7 separate regions of the Homo sapiens genome follow, and regions 1, 2, 3, 4, 5 and 7 are each linked to region 6. Evidence: chromatin contacts called from ENCODE Hi-C or POLR2A ChIA-PET data. All regions are on one chromosome and are shown on one strand. Each heading gives the region's core, a stretch centred on a gene start or an enhancer-like site at or near the end of the contact. The rest is flanking DNA. Distances are from core to core; before and after follow the strand shown.

Region 1 (2,700 bases), core at 75-2,574, 1.8 Mb before region 6:
AACAATTAAGTGTAGCATCAAAGATAAACTCTGTGTCTCCCCTCCACCAAATAAAATCCTCGGAATAGGAGGTGGAAGGAAGACTTACACTGTAGGAAAAGTTGAAAACCAAAGTTCTACTTTACTTCTCCTAAAGTGAGAACTTTGAAACGGAACCATTACTTTTGTTTCATCCCCCCGCCCAGTAAAAAATTTACATGTATGAGTCAGTTCTTCCCTCGGCCCCAACAGAAAAGATTCAGTATAACCAAGCTATAACTTGCACAAAGCAACAAGGAAAAAAAAACCTTGCTATCCCCATTACTTTCCTAATAGAGCAAGGACCCTACCACCCCTCACTCCATACTCTGCCTCTGCCCCAAGCAAGACGCAGCACCTGCCAAACCAGGCACTTAAGGAATATGGTCCAACTTTTCAAACGCAAACTGGAGAGGAGACGCAGATAATTTCTTGAAGAGTGCAAGAAGACAGCAGAAAAGGTACTCTGAGGAAGGGATGCGTGAGCTTTGGGGCTGTCCCCTCTGCCTGTTGGAGGATTCCAAATTCGCTTGCTTCAGAGACCCTTGGAAGCAGCACACTCAGGTCGCGGCCAGCCTCGGGCCTCGGTGAAGGAGGCAGTGTTTACACCTGTCACGAGGGAGGGGGAAGGAGAGCGAAGAAGCCCAAGCAAAGCCCCAAACTTCTGAACAGCTCCCTGGAGAACGCAGCCAGCGCGGAGCTTTGGGAGGTGGAAGCAAAGGGGCAGGGAGAGCCGGCGGTGGCCGGGGAGGGAAGGACTCCCACTTACCCGGCCGGTGCCCGGGATGGCGAGGAGGGGGCCGTGCGCTTCGGGCGCCACCAGCGGCGTTCCCGCACTCGCCGCAGAAGAGAGCAGAGCCGGGAGCCCGCAGGCCCGCAGAGCCAGCTCCGTCCTCACAGCTCCCGGCTCCGCGGCGGGCAGATGCTCCCGGCCCGGGTGAGGGTCTGGCTGCTGGGCCGGGCCTGGTCCCCGCACCCTCTTTCCCCGGCGCAGCTAGGGGAGCGGAGCGGCGGCGCTTACCTGGCTCCTTCGGGGCGGCTGCGATGGGCATGGCTCAGGGGCCCGGGGAGGAACTGACTCCCCGGGGAAGGACCGTCTATTCCGACGCGGAACTGGTGAGAGCGGAAGGCCGGCTGCTCACAGCCCTGTCAGCGCAGCAGCACCATGGACGCCCACCCGGAGTTTCACCGCTGCCGCGGGACCCCCATCCCACTACCCTCCGCCCTCTTCCGCCGCCGCCGCCGCCTCCTCCACCTCCTCCGCGGAGACCCCCCGCCCACTCCACACACTCTCCCATCATGCAGCGGGGGAACCGCTGCCGCCGACACGTCACTTCCGGGCGCAGGTGGCTAGGTCGGGACCGGGCGCTGGTGGGTGCTGTGGGGTGGGGGAGGACACTCCAGGGGAATTGGTGTCACAGAACGCTTATCCCTGCGCAGGCGCTGTCGTGCAGAGCGCCGACCGCCATTTTGGGTGCGGGCAAGCTGCCCTTTCCTTTTACTTCCTTGCGAGTCATAGAGCTGTAGGGGGATAGACGTCTTCCCGCACTCAGGCGCCGGTTGAGGCTGCGCTCCTGGCGAAGGACAGGTGCTCCTTTCAGCCGGTTAACGTTCAGCTCAAGACCGGATTAAGTCTCTTGCTCTCCAAATAAAATTGTAAAGGTTTGGAAATATAGAACCACATTTTTACCAAAAACCTACTAGAGAGCATTCGTCAGCTTGCCCTTTTCGCCCCGAAAAACGACTTTTTCATTCACAGCCTGTCTCTTCCTCTTTTTAAATTTATGCCGACAGAGGAAGAAGCTGATATTTAACAAATAACAAGAGGTTGCGATAAATAGAATTTAAGGTGGGAAAGCAGCCGCCAAACTGACAAATCGTCTTCGAGACCGACAAGAAAATAGTAGTCCGGAATTTGGCTAATGGATGGAGAAGGTGGTCGTTTTTCATAGACCCTTACGGAGAATATCTAGTGAAGCTAAAGAGATCACCATAAACTTATGCATTCAAACGCATTTCTGGAACAGAGGTCGTAACCGATTTTGTTTCCATCATCAGTCCTGAACAGTTGATTATTTATATAATCAACTGTTATTTATATAAAGGTAATAAAAATATTACCTTTCCTCCTCCTTTACAATGAATATCTGTTAGAACACCTGCCAGTGTAACAATCAGACTACAAGGCTACAGGATTATGATTACTGTCTCGGATGATGAGCCCGGGGTCCTACAAATCATGACCCCCGCCGGCCCCTCATTCTGCCCATATTTGCCAAACGTCTGCATCAGTAATTTGAATAATTTAAAATAGTTCCAAAACAGCAAAGCTCAGCAGTTACGCAAAGAAACAAGAATGGAAAACATCCCCTCAGGCACAGAGAAGTGTCCACCCCTTTGGGTGGAGGAATTATACAAATCAGGAGAAAGATAAGGACAATAGCAGTTCATCACGATTTATCCCGCCTCTGCAATGTTCTAGACAAATTAACTCGGAGCGCTCCAATGGACCCGCATTTGTCTCTTTACTATTCAATCGCTGTAAGATATACGGAGACTGCATCACTTTAAATGGGAGTATCAATTGCTTTGTGGTTATGCTGGATTTTGTGTTATTGCTCAGTCACTAAAGTAAGAAAAATCTATATGGCTTGTCAAATTTATGCCTATTGTATTTCGCCC
Region 2 (2,700 bases), core at 101-2,600, 1.9 Mb after region 6:
AATTAATTACAACTAAAATACTAACATGAACAAAGCTCAGAGATACTATGTTGTGCTAAAGAAGTTACAGAATTCCAAGTGTGATACGAGTTATATAAAGTTTAAAAACAACTAGAACTATGCCAGTTATTATGAACACATGTGTATGTAGTAATAGCATTAAAAAACATGCAGCTCCCATGATTCGAGGGCGGAAAAAAAAGAAGTAAAATAAAAAACAGGCAGCAACGATAAACATCAAATTCAAGACTGTGGAGACATCTGGAGCAAGAGATGATTGGGACCAGAGAAGGAGGTAGGAGAGTCCTTCAGATGTATCTGGAATGCTTGATTTCTTTTTAAAATAAATACACAGATACGTATATACACACCGTGTGTGTGCGTGTGTGCATGTACGTGTATGTGTGTACAGTTACGTTTTGGGAGAAATGGGTGGTGGCTCCACAAATGATGCTTATGTTATTCTCTACATTTTTCTGCATGTTTAAATTATTTCCTAATAGACCAAAATGGAAGAAGCTACAACAAAATCTTGCCAAGTACGGGAACTGTTTCTGACTTATCAAAGTGTGAACAAGAGGTACAGACCGGTAGATGTTGTGGGTAGGTGGGGAAGCAGGGGGTGAGGGAGAGGGTGGGGACGGCGGTGAAAAGACTGTAGCCTCATATGAAAGAGAAACCCTTGGGCTGCGATAGGTCTTTCACTCCTGAAGACCTGGAGACAGCCGGTCGGGAAGGGAGGAGGGGGAGGCAGGGGGATGGTATTTGCGCCAATGCAGACAGGAGCAGACGGGCTCAGACAGTGCTGGGGGCAGGCGAGTGACCGACAATTTCTCCCTACGGACACAGGCACCTCTTTCCCTCCTCATCCTTTTCTGAGGGCGTCCTCGGAGGCGGGACAGCTGGGGACTCCCGGAGTCCCCGAGTCCGTGCAGGGGTGGCCAGGTGAGCCGCCGGGTTTAGGGGAGGTGCCCTTGCGGACCGGCCGGGAGCCGGGAAGGAGACCATCCCGGCGAGCTGCGTGCAGGGCGCAAGGGACAGGGAACGGAAACAAGGACACAGTCGGACCACCTCAGCTCACCCCTACCCGCCTCACCCCAACCGCCGCCCCCCACCACTTACGCAGACATCTCTTTCATCGCTTCCTGCGTCTCCCTCTCCAGCGAGTGTTTATCGCTCTGGAGTCCTGTTCTTGCTGTTCCCTTCTCCCCCTGTTCACTTTCCTCCGGTCGCTAGTAGCTCGCTTGCTCGCTCACTTTCCCACTTACTATGGCTGAGGCATCCAACCGAGTAGTGAAAACACCACAAAACCGGCTCTATTTATGACAATACAGCGCGGCCGACGCCAATATGGCGCCGCTTCCCAGCCTGCCTCTCGCAGGTCTCAGCCCCGCCCCTGGAGGTCTGGACCACCCTCAGCCACGCCCCCTCTGCCTTTAGGTCCCGGGAGGCTCCGGGGCCCCGCCCACAAGCTCAGGGCTCTCAGTATACCGTTGGTTCGAAGGAGTATTTATTTGGTACTCTCCTTTGTCCGCGGTACTGTCAATGCCGGTAGACCGCTTGGAAGGAAATTTGGAGATATGTTTTCCTTGCCTCTCGAATGGCAGCATATATCATACATTTTTTAAAAAGGTCACACCCTTGCCTAGCAAAAACTATTTCAACGCCTCCGTTATCCTACATCTTTGATTTAATTATAGTTATACATAATTAACTCACCAGTTGAGATTTTGTCTCGAAAGGGTCACACCCAGGAACATACGACTTTCACACAAGTATCCCAGGGAAAAACAAGCTTGTAAATTGGAGGCTTAACTGTTCACTTCACCCCTAAGTACCACCTTTGATTAGTGACATTCTGGCATTTAGCTGACAGAGGTTGAAAATAGTAGCTAGCAGTTTGCAATAGGATAAATCCCAGGCTGAAACAAAAATCTTACACTTTTAAATAGTGGAAATCATGTTCGATGTGAGTGTGGGGATGAAAATGAGAAAATAATAACCAATTTTAAAATGCTGAAAGGTAGAAGTAATTTCAAGCACTAAATCATTACAAAGAAAAGGAAGTCAAGAACTGCTTGCTCTTGAACATAACTCAGAGTCACAGTAAATAGAGGAGATTACTTGCTGATTAATTCATTAAAAAATATTTATTGAGGCAAGATACAGTGGCTCACACCTGTAATCCCAGCACTTTGGGAGGCCAAGGTGGGAGAATTGCTTGAGGCCAGGAGTTCGAGAACAGCCTGGGCAACATAGTGAGACCCTGTCACTACAAAAAGTTTTAAAAAAATTAGCTGGGCATGGTGGCCCATGCCTGTAGTCCCAGCTACTCAGGAGGCTGGGGTGGGAGGATCTCTTTGAGTCCAGGACGTGGAGGCTGCAGGAAACCAGGATGGCACCACTGCATTCCAGCCAGAGTGATAGAAGGAGACCCTGTCTCAAAAAAATAAATAAATAAATAAATAAATAAAAACTACAAAACATATTTTTGAAAACCTGAGCAAGGTGCAGTGGCTCTTGCCTGCAATCCCAGTGCTTTGTGACGCCAAGGCTGGTGGATCACTTGAGGCCATGAGTTCTATTAAGACCAGCCTGGCCAACATGGCAAAAACCCATCTCTACTTAAAAGCAACAACAAAAACCTGACGTGGCCTGGTGTGGTGGATCACACCTGTAATCCTAACATTTTGGGAGGCT
Region 3 (2,700 bases), core at 188-2,687, 1.6 Mb after region 6:
AAAAGCTTACATTTCAAATGTGATACTAATTTATGCTATACATGTTTAAGAGTACTTTAAATCATCCAAATGAGAAAAAAGTTTTTCTGTTGACTTTCTCTTTATACAACTGTACTAGGCAAGGGAAGACCCCCCAGCATTAATTCTAGTTAAATGAATGTCCAAGAAATCAGAGTCTGAATTTAAGTATAAAAGGCATAGCATTGATGGATAATCCTTAATAAAACATAAATTATCTCGAAATAGCTGTTATAGTGCACCTCATTCAGGAAAGTATAAATTTATCAAAAACGGTGACAAGAAAAAGCTCAAAGTTCAAATTACTATGAAATCCACTCCCATTCATAAAATATCAAAATCTTGACAATATTTAAGGTAAAATACGTTATTTACCAAAAATAAAAATCCAATATGTTTAACAGACTTCATTTTTTAAGAACATACTTCCCCTCCCCTCCCCGACCCCCTTCTCTTGGTTTATGTATTTAATATACATGTATTAATTAAGAAGACTAGTCTAAGTCACTTCCACACCAGATAGAGGTCTACAACAGGAATCTGATATATTTTTTTCTTATTTCAAATAGAAAAAAAAGCTCTTGGAGACAGAGACGTTTTCCCTTAGCCAGTGGAAAGATGGGAAGAGAGGGGGCCCCGTGGGGCAGGCAGGCAGGCAGGTCAAAGGCCTCTGGCCTAACAGAGGGCGGCGGTAACACCGAGTCATCCCGGACCGGGAAGAAGCCTTGTACCCAGGCTTCCTGACTTCTGCACACACAGGAGATCGGAGTCAGCTGGAGGAGAAAGTAAAATCACATCCCAGAACCGGCATGAGGTCAAAGCCAGTCAAACCTTGGGCCCGGAGGCTCACTACGCGGCGCGTCCTCGGGGCACCCCCAGACCTTCGCGCCCCGCTCCCGCCCGTGGAGGCACAGAAACTCCAGGGGCGCAGAGCGGACAAAGGCGCCGGGCAGCGGGAGCGAGGCGGGGCAGAGGCCCGGGGCGCGGCCGGGCGCGCAGAAGCTGGGGTTCCCGCCGCTGTGCGCGGGCGGGACGGTCTGCAGGGACATGGACCGGGCGGGTGACGGGACGCGGGCCAGCTGGCTGCTCGAGGCGCGGCCGGCTGAGGCTGTGCACGGGGGCGTTCGGGGGCGTTTGGGCAAGTGGGACCCCGCCCGGGGTGGGAAGCCGCGGCGGGAGCCGGCTGGCTGTGAGCGGTACCGCCCCATGCCGCACTTCCCGCCCCGCGGTGGGCACCCGAGCCCCCTCGGCGTCTCGCTCACCTCCACAGGGCCGCGGCTGCCCTCGCAGCGCCTCTGTTACCTGCAGTGGTCGGCACCGCCCGCGCTCGCGCCCTGAAGCTGCCGCTACCGAGCCCGCAACCCCGTCCGCAGCGCCTCACACCCCGCCCCCGCCCGCTTGCAGGCGGCTGCGGAGACTAGCGCCGAGGGGTGGGGGAGCCGCCGAGCCGACGCCGCCCGGCCAATCGCGGGCCAGCGCCGCAGCGGCGGAGCCAATGAGCGCCGAGCCCCTGCCGGGCGGGAGGGCACCGGAGGGGCGGCGGCGGCTGACTGTCGCCTTGCCTTGCCTGCTGCTTCTCCTTCCTCCTCTGGCATACACTCCCAGGCTTGTCGCAGTGCAGCGTCCCCACCCTCCCAGCGTCTTGTCTCTTAGCAACCAGATCCTAGGAGCCTGATCTTAGGTGACCAACCCTGAGTCCAGAAGAAAGGGGGATATACAGGAGATAAAAGATTAAAGAATGGATGAAATTGTTCTTGGTGCAGATCATTTGGTACACCGCTTAGGTAGAGCGGAAAGATCGCATGATGAGGGACACCGAAAGTATCTTTTAGACCAAGGTCTTTGGGTAAGGACCTGAAGTGTCTTTACCAGGAGGTAGCTCTTTAAAAATGTAAATAGCTCTGGATTACAAATTCGGTTTTCATACATTAATAGGGTGTGTGTGTGTGTGTGTGTGTGTGTGTGTGTGTGTTATTGTGAGGAACACTACTATTGGGCATCTAGTAAAATGCAAACGGCTCAATATTGTAGGGTAACTGCTACATGTCAACATTTCTATCTAATTTCCACTTGGTCTATTCTGAGAACCAAAATTAAATGTTAGGATTAGAAAGAACAGAAAAAGTAAAGCCTTAACCAAATGAATAATTACTACGAGATCTGATGATTAAGTAGAGATTAAGTGGTTCACTGTACAGAATGTCAGGAGTTTTTACCAATTGTATCATCCTGTGACTTTCTGCAGATCTTTTACGATTTTTGTTCCACAAAGACATTAAAGTGGCTGGGTGCGGTGGCTCACACCTGTAATCCCATAATCCCAGCATTTAGGGAGACCAAGACGAGAGGATTGCTTGAGCACAGCCTGAACAACAAAGTGAAACCCTGTCTCTACCAAAAAAAAAAAAAAGTTGTTTTTTTTTTAAGTTAGCTGGGCGTGGTGGCCCCAATGAGCTATGTTTGCACCACTGCACTCCAAGCTGGGCAACAGAGTGAGACCCTGTCAAAAATAAAAATAAAAATAAAGTTAGGCAAGTGTCGTATCATAAGATGTTAGGTTAAGTCAGGTAAATTCTTTTTTTATTTTTTTGAGATGGAGTCTTGCTCTGTTGCCCAGGCTGGAGTGCAGTGGCACCGTCTGGGCTCACTGCAACCTCCACCTCCCTTCAAGCGATTCTCCTA
Region 4 (2,700 bases), core at 110-2,609, 1.8 Mb after region 6:
TTGCTCTGCAATGTTTCTTACAAACTTATTCCCCCCCAAAGGGAGAGATCGAGCATTTATTAAGGGAAAATATATAGTCACATAAGTGATAAAGTTGTATTCATTCCTACTCATTATTTTAAAGCTCGGATATTCTAAAACTCCTCTTTCCCCTTATTTCCAGCGAGGAGGAAGGGGGATTCAACGTCTCTATTCGTCAGATTAGGAACCTTGAGCTTTATCTCACAGTAAAAACTACATTTTTTTTTTTTTTAAATAGAGACAGGGTCTCCCTCTGTCGCCCAGGCTGGAGTGCAGGGGCGCGATCTCGGCTCACTGCAACCTCCACCTCCCAGGTTCAAGCGATTCTCCTGCCTCAGCTTCCCGAGTAGCTGGGATTACAGGCGCGCGCCACCACGCCCCGCTGATTTTTGTATTTTTAGTAGAGACGGGGTTTCACCATGTTTGCCAGGCTGGTCTCAAACTCCTGACCTCTGGTTATCCACCCGCCTCGGCCTCCCAAAGTGCTGGGAATACAGGCATGAGCCACCGCGCCCGGCCTACACTTGGTCGAAGCAACATTAACACTTAAAATACCACGGATTTTCTAATTCGTGTTAAAATACCACGGATGATTTTTAAAGCCGTGACACATTTTGTACAACTGTCAGTACAAGGGGGATCACCTCTTTGCATTTGATGAAATTAAACTAAAAAGGGGGAGAGAGCTTGCCCGAGGTCTGAAGGTTCCTCATTCCTGTTCTAAAACATAAAACCACCATCTTCAATACATATACATTTTTAATGAGAACTCTTCGTCCTCCTTTGGTTCGCTTATGACTTCCCTAATCCTAAAATCAAGTCGTTGGGAATTTCTAAGGTTCCTGCTATGACAACAGGATCGAATTACAGAGCGTGGCTTGGATTCTGCACGCAAACCCTGAAGCAGGTAACTTTTTTAAAAGCTGACAATTTTACCATATGAGATTTTAAAGACAGAACGCGCCCCAGCAAAAACTGAGCTCCCTAAACTCACTGCGGCAGGACCCCCTTCAGAAGAGCTCCTTTCCCCCGGCCCAGGCCCGCGCCCCATGAACACTCACCGGAGGCCATGGCTCCGCTCCCCGCACCTTCCCGCAGGCAGCTCCCAGCGTCCTGGCCGGAGGCGGCCGCAGTCAGTCAGTCAGGAGGCCGAGGGACCTCTGCCGGCGGGGCCCCCAGTCCCCCGACCACCCTAGAGGCCTCCTCCTTCTTCCCGCCCTCCGCTGGGTTTGCGGCTCACACCTTCCCAACCCCTGAATTCTTGCACCCCGGGTCACCCAGCGTCGCCGTCCACCGTACGGGAGCCAGGGGCAGGGGGCGGAGCGGGGAGAGCCGAGTGCTGGCCCAGCCGAGAGGCGAGCAGCCTGGCGGGAGGGGAATTTCCCGCGGCTGACGTAGGCCCGACGCAGCAACCCTCACCCGGAGGCGTGGGCGGGGCGACCTCGCGGCCGCCGCGCGCGCGACCGCCCCCAGCGCCCCGCCCCTGCCTGTCCCCGCGCACGCTCCCCGCCGGCCCCCACGCATACGCCCCCGGCGCTGCTGCGGCGGCTGGCTTGGGAGGGGGTCGAGGGAGCGGGAGCTTGGGGTGGGCTTCGGGAGCGCAGGGAACGGCGGGAGCCGGGAGGTGACGGCTAGCAGCGTGAGAAGGCCGCTGGCTCCTGAGAAATCCCCCTCCTCCAGGTTGTTCTTCCGAGTGTGGTTTAAAGTTCAGGAGCGGGCGGGAGGGTGCGGATGACGTAGAGAGGGCCGGCCGCTGGGGAGCTTTTGGGGGCGCGCGGGGCCGACTCTCCCGGCCTGGGAGGGCGACGGCCGGGGTTTTCGAGAGGTGGTTCCCCCTCTTCCCGACTTCGCACATGCAAATCTCCACCCCCGCGCCAGCGGCGGGACGTTGCGCCCTGTAGGGGGAAGTGGTGCTGCGGCGGGGGTCCTGTCTTCTTCTGTAATTCCTGTATTTGCATACGGGGACCCCCCCCCCGACTGATTTTTTTTCCTCCATCTAAATTGCGAGGGTACTGTGAACTTTACGTATTTTACCTACTGAAACCCGTTTAAACTCAAAAGGTCCGCACTTGGAGTTCGTTGTCTCATTAGGCAGTGCACTGAAGTTTAGTGGACACTATATCCTGAGATTTCACACAGATGCCAAGAAAGGCGGAAATGGAGCACACATTTAGTGCATTAAAGGACCTAGGATAACTTCGTTTCCTTCATTTGAATAGTACCTGCTATGCATCAGATAATGTCCATACTTAATCTATGACGTATTTATTATTCCTAACTTTATAGATGAAGTATTCGGGGTTCAGAGAAGTTACTTCAACATACAGTACTTCAGAATGCTGATAAAAGGCACAGTTTAAAGCCAGGGTTGTCTGACTCCAAAGCTCCATGCCCTTGCCCCTGTCCCTTACTAGTTAAAATTAGTACGGAGAGGTAATGGGGAATATCAGCCTGCCATACAAGTGCCCAAAACTGGGGGACCCATATGGGCAAATAATTTAAAATATCCTGCCAACCCCAAACTGTTCTTTCCACGAAATGCGCAATGTACAACAAAAGAATGAAACAGTTTTATTATTGGATATGTACTAAAACGTACCATGATGCACATCACAGGCAATCCACTGAAGAGAGTGCAAAGACCAAAAAAAAGGAAATCTCACCTTTTCATATGGTCAG
Region 5 (2,700 bases), core at 144-2,643, 1.5 Mb before region 6:
TGTAAAGTACTAGATTTGGGAAGACTTGTTTTTTTCTCAAGCACAATGGGATGAAAGCCTAAACCTGGCGTTGCTTGTTTAGCCCTCTCTAGTTGCAGAGCCACCACTAAGAAGATGCCTTGGAAACAGTGAAGATAAGAAAACCATGTCCCCTTTAGCACAAAAGAGGATCGGTGCCCCCTTTTCCAAATACCACTTTTGGTCAAGCCAGGGTCCTCTGGGTCGCGCCACGTTCCTTCCCTGGCCTGGGCATTGTGCTGATTAGAATCTTGCTCTCTTTCTACCACCTGATTATTTGAAATGATAACAGCCTGTATATTTGCAACTTCAAGGCTAGGATATAGTTTCCTAGTGATTAAAAAATAAATAAGATTTACTCCACTCACCCACCCCTGGCCATAATAAAGCTACAGCTATGAATCAGACCCACCAATATTTGAATCTCAACCCCTTGACTTACTAGTTAGGTAGTTTGGGCCATTTTTTGTTTGTTTGTTTGTTTGTTTGTTTTTTCAAGACGGAGTCTCACTCTGTCACCCAGGCTGGAGTGCAGTGGCGTGATCTCGGCTCACTGCAAGCTCCACCTCCCAGGTTCACGCCATTCTCCTGCCTCAGCCTCACGGGTAGCTGGGACTACAGGCGCCCGCCACCACGCCCGGCTAATTTTTTGTATTTTTAGTAGAGACGGGGTTTCACTGTGTTAGCCAGGAAGGTCTCGATCTCCTGACCTCGTGATCCGCCCGCCTCGGCCTCCCAAAGTGCTGGGATTATAGGCGTGAGCCACCGCGCCCGGCCGGTAGGTTTGGGCCATTTTAACCTTCCAGGGCCTTGGTCTTCTCACTGTTTTTGTTTTGTTTTGTTTTAAACGGAATCATTTTGCCTACCTTCATGGGTGAGGATCAAGTTAAGTCAATGCAGGTAAACTATTAGGCAACTAGTCAACTCTCAACATTTGGTGGTTATCAGAGTTCACTATGTGGATGAAGACAATACAGCTAGGAGCCCTCCTAGACAAACCCTGGAGAGGAAGAGCTGCTGCAAAGTGTGCAGGAAGCAGGGGGCACCAATGCAGATTTTGCACCCCCTTTCCTCAGGAACTCCCAGGAACAGCCAGGTCACTCCCCAAGCTGCTTCCAGCACCCCCTCGTGTATGCTGATCACTCCTCCAGTGGAAGTGAAAATATTTAATACTTGGAGAACTTTGCAAAGGTCAACTGTGGCTAATAATCCATCCCCCAAGAACCTCATACCACAAGAACACAGACACACGTGCACACATGCATGCACAGACACTCATCTGGCTTAAGAGCATCAAGAGTCAAGGAGGTAGAGCAATTCCAGAACATTATTTTCTCTAGATGTCAACTTCCACAGAGCAGGGCCAGAGAGATTCTGGGACCTGTCCCCAGGGGAATTATTTCTAATACCCTTGATAAAATGTACAAAGCTAGGGTAGGAAGTAGCAAGGTGACAGCAGTGGTTAGGTGGAAAGTTTCTCTAAGAGAAAGAACTAATGAATTCGTTCAATTGAAGCTTTTTAAATATATTTATTCCTGTCACCTTTCAAGTCAGCAGCTTTTTCCAGGTGACATGGCAAAAGGGCCTGGCAAGTGCACAGGGTTAAGCCAAGGACTATCAATACTGCTCCCTAAAATATTTTCACCTCTGGTTTTGGGGATCTGCTTCTTCTCGGGGTCTCTCCTGCTGCTTTCCTGGTAATAGCACCTAAGAGACCCATGAAACAAATCCCCAGTTCAATACAAATTTATAGCTGAGTAAATATGAGCATAGGCTTTAGGAATCCACAGAATTGGAGCTTTGCTTAATACCAGCCGGGAAAATGTGGTTGTCAGTTAACCTCTCAGAGCCTCTTCGAGGCTTGGTTCGCTCATCTATTAAATGAGTCTGAATAAGCCCTACTCCTCCAGGTTGTTGCTAGCATCAGACGAGAAATGTATGCAAAGCCCCAGTGCCATGGCTGACACACAGGAAACATTCAACAAGTGGTAGTGCATTTTCACTAAGTAAAAGGAGTAATGATTTCTTTAGTGGTTTCTTTTAACACAGGGGTTTCTATCCATCCCAAATAGAGGATAGATATTCTAATAAAACAATCATTTATGTGATTTGTGATTACACCGTACAACTCAAGTTCCTGTGGAATGTTTAGCGTAATCAATCCGAAGCTCTCAGCAAGCTCCCTGGGCCTGATTTTCAAATCCAATGTTACTGTAGCAAAGAACTAAAGGAGGGGAAGAAAAGCACCACTGTATTAAATACACCCTCCTCCCCTTTTTCCTAAAGGCTGTTTGTCCCCTTCTCTTGATAAATCTTCAGTTCCCAGAGAGCAGAGACTCTTGGGAAACAGGAAGTAGCAAAATGCCAGTGAGAAAATCCCCAGATGAAGAGCAGCAACAAGTCTCCGGGCAACAGTGTGGTCAAAAGGGGGAAATTCCCCCATCAGCGCTCAAAAACAGTCCCTCAGGAAAGCTTAGTGAAGGTTAATTTGGGAAATTCCCTCAGAGGCCATAGAACAGAAACGGAAAACTGCTGTTTAAGAGAAATCTGAACGGAGCAAGCCAGTTCGTGGCTGCCTGGGGTGCTCTCTGCGTGAACCGCGCTGCTGCTCCAGCCTGACTTCCCCCTTTTCATCCTGATCCTGAGGGCAACCCCGAAGGGGTCCAGTTGCCAGAGCCACTT
Region 6 (2,700 bases), core at 121-2,620:
ACTACAACTCGAAATGATGCTTGGGGTCCATAAGTCTTCTCCCTGTTTCACAGGGTAAATCCCATCTTAGATGAATGGCCCAGTCAAGAACACTATGATATACGTGACAGGATGAGTGGGAAGGGGTTCCCTCATGGAGACATCACCATGCCACCTCAGGGGCTATATGATGGGTATTCTGGAGGGCTGAAAAGCAAAACAAAGACAAAAAGAGAAAGAATATGAGGAGAGAATCATGAGAAATGACTAACCACCCATGTTAAATAACGCTGCAAAAGACCATCCCAGTTCTCTGCATGTCTTTTAAACAATGAAACAAAACACTGACCTCAAAAGCCAGTAACATCAAGGATGCAAGACACCAAGGAAGAAATTACAATTCACACCGAAGACGTGGAGCGACACATCAGGTAGTCAGCACCAACAACAATCCAGAGAGACGGTAACTCGGGGCCCTACCTCCCCCTGTTAGCATCACTGAAGGGCGAGCAGAGCGGGAAAGTCTAGGGATGCTGTTTAATGTCCACCGCCAGAAAGAGGGAGAAGTGGAGTATTTTTTAATAAACTTTGTTTTTCAGTCGATAATTAATAGCCTCAAGTCCGACAATATGTGCTTGGAACAAATTAGGGAGCCAGGAGGAATGCTATTTTTCAGTCGGAGGGAGGAAATGGATGGGGAACGAGGAGTGGAGGGAAATCTCCAGGCAGAGAGAGGGCAATGTCCCGGCTCCAGGCCACTTGGGCTCCTTCGCTGCCAACCGGAGGGAAATGGAAACTCCTGCCTGGGGGTGAAGCAATGACCAGCGGGGCAAGTGGACTGTGCAGGGTGCGGTGCCTCCCTCCCCCATCCTCAGGGAAACAGTCCGCCGGAGCCCAGTCTCCTCACGCACGGAGCCCAGACCCCTGCCCCCCAGCGGAGACAGGCGGTGGCTCGTCCGCGGTCCCTGTCACCCAGGCGATACCAGAAGACCCCAGCCCGGACCCCGAGCCCCGGCCCCGCCGCTCGTCCACTCCCGCCCCCTCCTCACACCTCTAATCCCGCTGTCGGGCTGAGTCTGGCCCCGTTCCCTTCTCATAGCCGCTCCTCCGTCGCCGCCGCAGCAGCAGCCGCCGCCGCCACCGAGTCCTCCATCCCCGCCGGAGCCACATGGAACAGCCAAGCCAGCCACGGCGCTCGCGGTAGCCGGGATCTGCAGCCCCTCAGGCGGACGGCGCCCCTCACGCCCACCCCCTCCCTGACAGATCGCCCCGCGACCGTCCCCCACCCTACCAAGCCCTGCCAGAGCCACCGCTCAGCGCCCAGCACCCCCTCCCCCGCCTTTCTCCTCCGCCACCATCATCATTACCTCCCCCGCCGCACCTCTCACACTAACCCTACCCACGGCAGCTCAACCTCCACCGCCCCGCCGCCATTGGCCAGGCCCCGCGCGTGCCCCGCCCACCTCGGCGGCCGGGTCTTACAGCGGCTGGGGCACCTCATTGGTAGAACTGCCTGCCCATCACAGGGGCTCCGCCTTGCCCTTGCTCGGGAGGTGGTTTTTCCCCGAAGCCGGAATGCGACGCACAGGCTACCTTTTTTTTAAAAAAAAAAAGAAGGAACCGACTAAGGACGATCCCGCCCGTTCTTCTGATTGGCTTGGAGAGGGAAGCGATAGGCGGGAGGAATAGGGAGTGTTTATAGTGAACTGCAAGGTGATTGCAGAAGGTGGCTGTCCGTCAAAGGCGCCGCTGGTGCGGGGCTGGGTTTCTGGCCCCTAAGGGTGATTGCAGACCTAGAGATTGGCTTCGCTGCAGCTGTGGGCAGTGCAGCTGCCTGTGGGTTTCTCTCCTGTTCTCATCTCCGCCAGGACCTGGGCGCGCCCTCTCCTCCGCCACTGGCAACTAGGGTTTTTGCGCATAGCCTTTATTTCACCAGTTCCTCCTGGGATCTTACCTGACAACCTGAAGTAATGACCCTGTCAGGCACCCCCCGACACCCCGGCCGCTCCCCGCCCAACATAGAGTCAACTGGTCTTCAGTGGGATTGAATCAGCTGAGCTAGACACAAAATGTGTACAGTACAATTTCTTATTGTTCGGAGTCTTCAACATTTCTTTGAATCTTGGTTTCCTCTTCGCTGTCGGACTCTTTTGCCCCTAGTGAGAACTGTAGATGGATTTGGGAACAGCTAGCATATAAAAAGGGTGGTCAAAGGCAAAAAGGAGGAGGCAGAGTGAGGGCAGGGACACTCAATCTTGTTAAAAGAGCCAAGGGCCCTTTTGAGAATATGAAAGCTACAGATACTTTCTCAAGGGGGAAAAAGTGTTCTGTCTCAAAACACAAAAAATTGTTTTCAGTTTTAGGTGGTTCACAGACCCCTGGTGTGGAGAAAGAGGACAAAGAATGAAACTTCAGGGGAATCCTAGCATCTAAGGAATAAACAGAGTAAAATGGGAAAGAGACCGAGAAGGAATAATCAGAGAAGTAGGCGCATCAGCAAGCTATGGGCAGACAGTTTGGAAAAAAAAGAGAGGCAAGCTAACATAAAAAGAAAGCAAGCGGGATGGGTTCTGGAAACAAGGATCATTCAATCTTACGAAGGTTGGAAAGCAGGGTGCATGGACAAAGTAGCTTGAAAGGTGTTAGGGTCTAGGGAGGATTCTTTCAGGGACAGGAAGAGAGAGCAGTGATGGGTGAGAATTGAGTCCATCTGTAGACATT
Region 7 (2,700 bases), core at 165-2,664, 1.6 Mb before region 6:
CAGCAGGGGCAGTCACTCGGAGCTGCAGGCCTGAAAGGTAGTACAAAAAATGAGTTAAACTGCACCCCCATCCCTTTGGTTGCAGATGATGTAGTAGAGAGAAACAGAGGAAGCAGGGGTGGCACCTGCCAACCCTTCCTCCAGGCTCCCACTGAGTTTGCTCGGCTCTGAAGTTGGTCCTGGCTGCCCTCCCGCTGTTCAGCACTCACCCACATGGTCCTTCCTCTCCAACAATGCTGTCAGAAGACTTGCCACTCTGCTCCCAATATGTGCCTGGCCAGGGGCCAGGGACTGGCTGCCGACCCACTGACTACCACTGAGCCAGACCCATGGCTTCCCCTCCTAGAGCTGCAGCTGGCATTTCCTCTCTGCCCCCTGGTCCCTTTGGGCTGCAAAGGAGCCCTCTGGCTCATCTTAATCTAGGCATGGCTGGGGGCTGCTCTTGGGGTAGGCTTTAAAGCCTTCTTTGCTCCATTTTGCAAGTCAACACCCCGCACACCTGCTCTCTCCCTTCCTCTTCTCTCTGTGTTCATCTCTGATTCCTTCTGTTGTTATTTCTCCCCATCCCACCCCTTCAATCCATTGTTCCCATCTACACATAGATATATGTCAGGATCATGCCTCTCTGAGATATCCTCCTTTAACCTCATATACCCTCCTAGCTACTGCCCTAGTTTCTCTCTCCTAACAGTAAAACTTCTTGGAACAATCATCTTCACATATTCTCTCTTATTCCTGCCTTCCATTAATTCCCTTACTCGCTGCAACTTGACTTCTATCTGCACTGCTCCACACAAACTGCTGGAACCAAGGACCTGTGTCCCCGTATTGTAAATCCAGTAGACACTCCAGTCTTTACACGCTTGACTCCTCAACGGAATCAGACACAGCGACACGTGCTCTGTCCTGAAACGCTCCCATCTCCCTCTCCCATGGCATCCCGGACACCCTGTTTCCTTTCTAGCTCCTTCTTAGCTGCTTGCGGCAGTGTCTCTTTTTCTATCTGATCCATAAATGTTGCAATTTATCTGCACTCAGCTCTTCTTCCTGCCTTCTCTTCCTCAGATTTAGGGCCTAAATGATTTCATTACAGAAAAATGAAGTCATTTTTTTCTAACACATTTCAGTGTGGACTGGGATTCATCGCTAAAGGACAGGCAAACATAAATCTTTCATCTCAAACCATGATAAGTGCTTGGAAGGAAAAATTTAAACAGAAAGACTGGGGGAGAGCCTAACTCGGCCTAATTCACACTGGGGTAGGAGTAGGGCGGCCTCCCGAAGGAAGCAACATTGGAGCTGAGACCTGACGGAGGAGGGGAAGTTGCACAGGTGCAGGGTCAGAGGAGAAGCAAAAGCGAAAGCAAATGAAACAAAACAATAAGTGGTAAAGGCTCACACAGATGACACACATATCCCTACCTTCAACCCAGACCTCTTCTCTATGCTGTTGATTACTTATCTACCAACCCTTCCTACCTTCCGAACATTTCCATTCCGGCATCACTCAGGCATCTCAAAAAGTCTGGATTTCCTCACAGGCACTTGTTTTCTCCCCAGACTTCCTCTGCTGTGTAAATGGCTTCATTTTCCCACCAGTTGTTCAAATAGAAACCTGAGAGTTCTTACCAACTCTTCCTTTCCCTCACTCCGCACATCCAACCCAATGGCAAAACCTGTTCCTTCTACCACTAAAATATATCAAGAACCCATCCACTTGCTCCACTGCCCCCAGCCTGGTTTCAGCCACCATCTGCTCTCAACTGGAAGACTGCAATAGCCCTTCAACTGCACTCCTAACCTTTGCTCAGGACACCCCCCAACCCCATGCAAGAATTAATGTGAACTTTAAAGAACAGGAACTGCTTAAAAATTCTGAAACAGCTTCCCATGTCACTTAAATACAAATCCCCTGGCCCGCACTACAGAGTCCTGTGTGATCTGGCCCCTGCCTGTCCTTCCAACCTCACCTGGGCTGCCTTCCCCTTGCTCACTGGATTAAACTCTTATGGCCATCTTTCAGTTCCTCAAAGCCTTCCCTCTCTTGCAGGCTACTTGTCACAATTTAGGTGACTAAGGCCTATATTTTTCTCTAAAGCATTGAGTTCCCATTCTATGGAGTGGTAGAAACGTATCTCAGCCAACTTGGAGTTTCTTTCCTTCTCTGGCGTTCCTCGACAGTTAAGTTGTGCCAGGTCATTAGGCTGGTGAAGGCCTGTCAGTCTTCCGTCACCTGTCCACAAGGGTGTCCAATGAGACATCTTTTATTCTCATAATTGTAGGTCATTGAGGCACATAGATCACCACTCAGATGAGTTCCTGGTGTCTGTGCCCCTTCACAAATGGTGGGCAATCTCCTTGCGGCTTTCATGTCTCACTTGGGAGCCAGGACTCTGCCTGGCTGTGTAAGAACAGTTTGTTCAGACCCACTGCACAGCTATTTCCCAACCCCACTCCCCACTGGACCTCAGGACAGATGACATCTCTGGTCTCCTCCTGTCCCCTCTACCTCTCCTTCCACAGGCCTGGGGGATATTTTCTAGTCCAGGGGAGACCCTGCTCTCCTCAATCCCCACATCCCCCAAATATTTTGGCTATGACTGGAGTCCTATACAGTTCCCAGGGGGCTTTTAGCCTTTTAGGGACCAGAGCTAGGAAGATTCATTTCTTTCTGTTACATCAACCTTAAAGCAATGGGCA

Evidence for each region. Hi-C counts contacts between places; a loop is a spot of excess contacts on that map. ChIA-PET counts read pairs that join two places held with the same protein, here RNA polymerase II (POLR2A). Pooled maps may share reads with other maps.
Region 1: a map of naive thymus-derived CD4-positive, alpha-beta T cell shows a loop between it and region 6 (7-fold over the local background). The contact joins the promoter of AFTPH here to the promoter of EHBP1 in region 6. A Hi-C loop is called at or near these places in 1 of 168 maps with a recorded cell type or tissue (naive thymus-derived CD4-positive, alpha-beta T cell) and 10 of 50 pooled maps. POLR2A ChIA-PET finds 5 or more read pairs at or near these places in 1 of 52 experiments (GM10248).
Region 2: a loop to region 6 is called in a map of CD8-positive, alpha-beta T cell, with 12 times the contacts of the local background. The contact joins the promoter of PAPOLG here to the promoter of EHBP1 in region 6. A Hi-C loop is called at or near these places in 5 of 168 maps with a recorded cell type or tissue (CD4-positive, alpha-beta T cell, CD8-positive, alpha-beta T cell and naive thymus-derived CD4-positive, alpha-beta T cell), 3 of 37 single-sample maps with no recorded cell type and 11 of 50 pooled maps.
Region 3: a map of naive thymus-derived CD4-positive, alpha-beta T cell shows a loop between it and region 6 (7-fold over the local background). The contact joins the promoter of SANBR here to the promoter of EHBP1 in region 6. A Hi-C loop is called at or near these places in 1 of 168 maps with a recorded cell type or tissue (naive thymus-derived CD4-positive, alpha-beta T cell), 1 of 37 single-sample maps with no recorded cell type and 13 of 50 pooled maps.
Region 4: a map of CD8-positive, alpha-beta T cell shows a loop between it and region 6 (11-fold over the local background). The contact joins the promoter of REL here to the promoter of EHBP1 in region 6. A Hi-C loop is called at or near these places in 3 of 168 maps with a recorded cell type or tissue (CD8-positive, alpha-beta T cell, ascending aorta and naive thymus-derived CD4-positive, alpha-beta T cell), 1 of 37 single-sample maps with no recorded cell type and 14 of 50 pooled maps.
Region 5: a loop to region 6 is called in a map with no recorded cell type, with 5 times the contacts of the local background. The contact joins the promoter of LINC00309 here to the promoter of EHBP1 in region 6. A Hi-C loop is called at or near these places in 1 of 37 single-sample maps with no recorded cell type and 5 of 50 pooled maps. POLR2A ChIA-PET finds 5 or more read pairs at or near these places in 1 of 52 experiments (activated naive CD4-positive, alpha-beta T cell).
Region 7: a map of CD4-positive, alpha-beta T cell shows a loop between it and region 6 (17-fold over the local background). The contact joins the enhancer-like site here to the promoter of EHBP1 in region 6. A Hi-C loop is called at or near these places in 1 of 168 maps with a recorded cell type or tissue (CD4-positive, alpha-beta T cell). POLR2A ChIA-PET finds 5 or more read pairs at or near these places in 1 of 52 experiments (activated CD4-positive, alpha-beta T cell).

What each region holds. Positions count from the first base shown.
Region 1 is chr2:64,522,952-64,525,651 of GRCh38, reverse strand. It overlaps AFTPH (aftiphilin), which reads right to left and starts at 1,324. Exons shown (of 10, transcript NM_203437.4): 1 at 1,040-1,324. It overlaps AFTPH-DT (AFTPH divergent transcript), which reads left to right and starts at 1,497. Exons shown (of 1, transcript NR_136167.1): 1 at 1,497-2,700. MIR4434 (microRNA 4434) reads right to left here and starts at 139; the gene lies at 87-139. RefSeq lists enhancers at 445-945, 946-1,446, 1,548-1,767 and silencers at 818-1,067, 1,078-1,157, 1,188-1,347.
Region 2 is chr2:60,754,918-60,757,617 of GRCh38, reverse strand. PAPOLG (poly(A) polymerase gamma) reads right to left here and starts at 1,350. Exons shown (of 22, transcript NM_022894.4): 1 at 1,123-1,350. The coding sequence starts at 1,139. RefSeq lists an enhancer at 1,125-1,434.
Region 3 is chr2:61,064,608-61,067,307 of GRCh38, reverse strand. It overlaps SANBR (SANT and BTB domain regulator of CSR), which reads right to left and starts at 1,437. Exons shown (of 22, transcript NM_001129993.3): 1 at 1,281-1,437. RefSeq lists silencers at 838-897, 908-1,257, 1,288-1,657 and enhancers at 547-1,046, 1,047-1,548.
Region 4 is chr2:60,880,233-60,882,932 of GRCh38, reverse strand. It overlaps REL (REL proto-oncogene, NF-kB subunit), which reads right to left and starts at 1,359. Exons shown (of 10, transcript NM_001291746.2): 1 at 1,083-1,359. The coding sequence starts at 1,092. It overlaps REL-DT (REL divergent transcript), which reads left to right and starts at 1,619. Exons shown (of 3, transcript NR_033980.1): 1 at 1,619-1,701. RefSeq lists an enhancer at 947-1,616 and a silencer at 1,225-1,764.
Region 5 is chr2:64,204,178-64,206,877 of GRCh38, reverse strand. It overlaps LINC00309 (long intergenic non-protein coding RNA 309), which reads left to right and starts at 1,393. Exons shown (of 6, transcript NR_033837.1): 1 at 1,393-2,700. RefSeq lists an enhancer at 2,299-2,628.
Region 6 is chr2:62,704,383-62,707,082 of GRCh38, reverse strand. It overlaps EHBP1 (EH domain binding protein 1), which reads right to left and starts at 1,370. Exons shown (of 23, transcript NM_001142616.3): 1 at 1,031-1,370; 2 at 1-186. RefSeq lists silencers at 1,034-1,113, 1,234-1,493 and an enhancer at 1,524-1,663.
Region 7 is chr2:64,282,490-64,285,189 of GRCh38, reverse strand. No RefSeq gene overlaps it. Among named protein-coding and RNA genes, the nearest start is that of MIR4433A, 57 kb to the left of the region's middle. Within about 2 kb of position 1,414, at least 11 of the 41 ENCODE cell types and tissues checked have a DNase peak (open chromatin) inside an H3K27ac peak, as active enhancers do.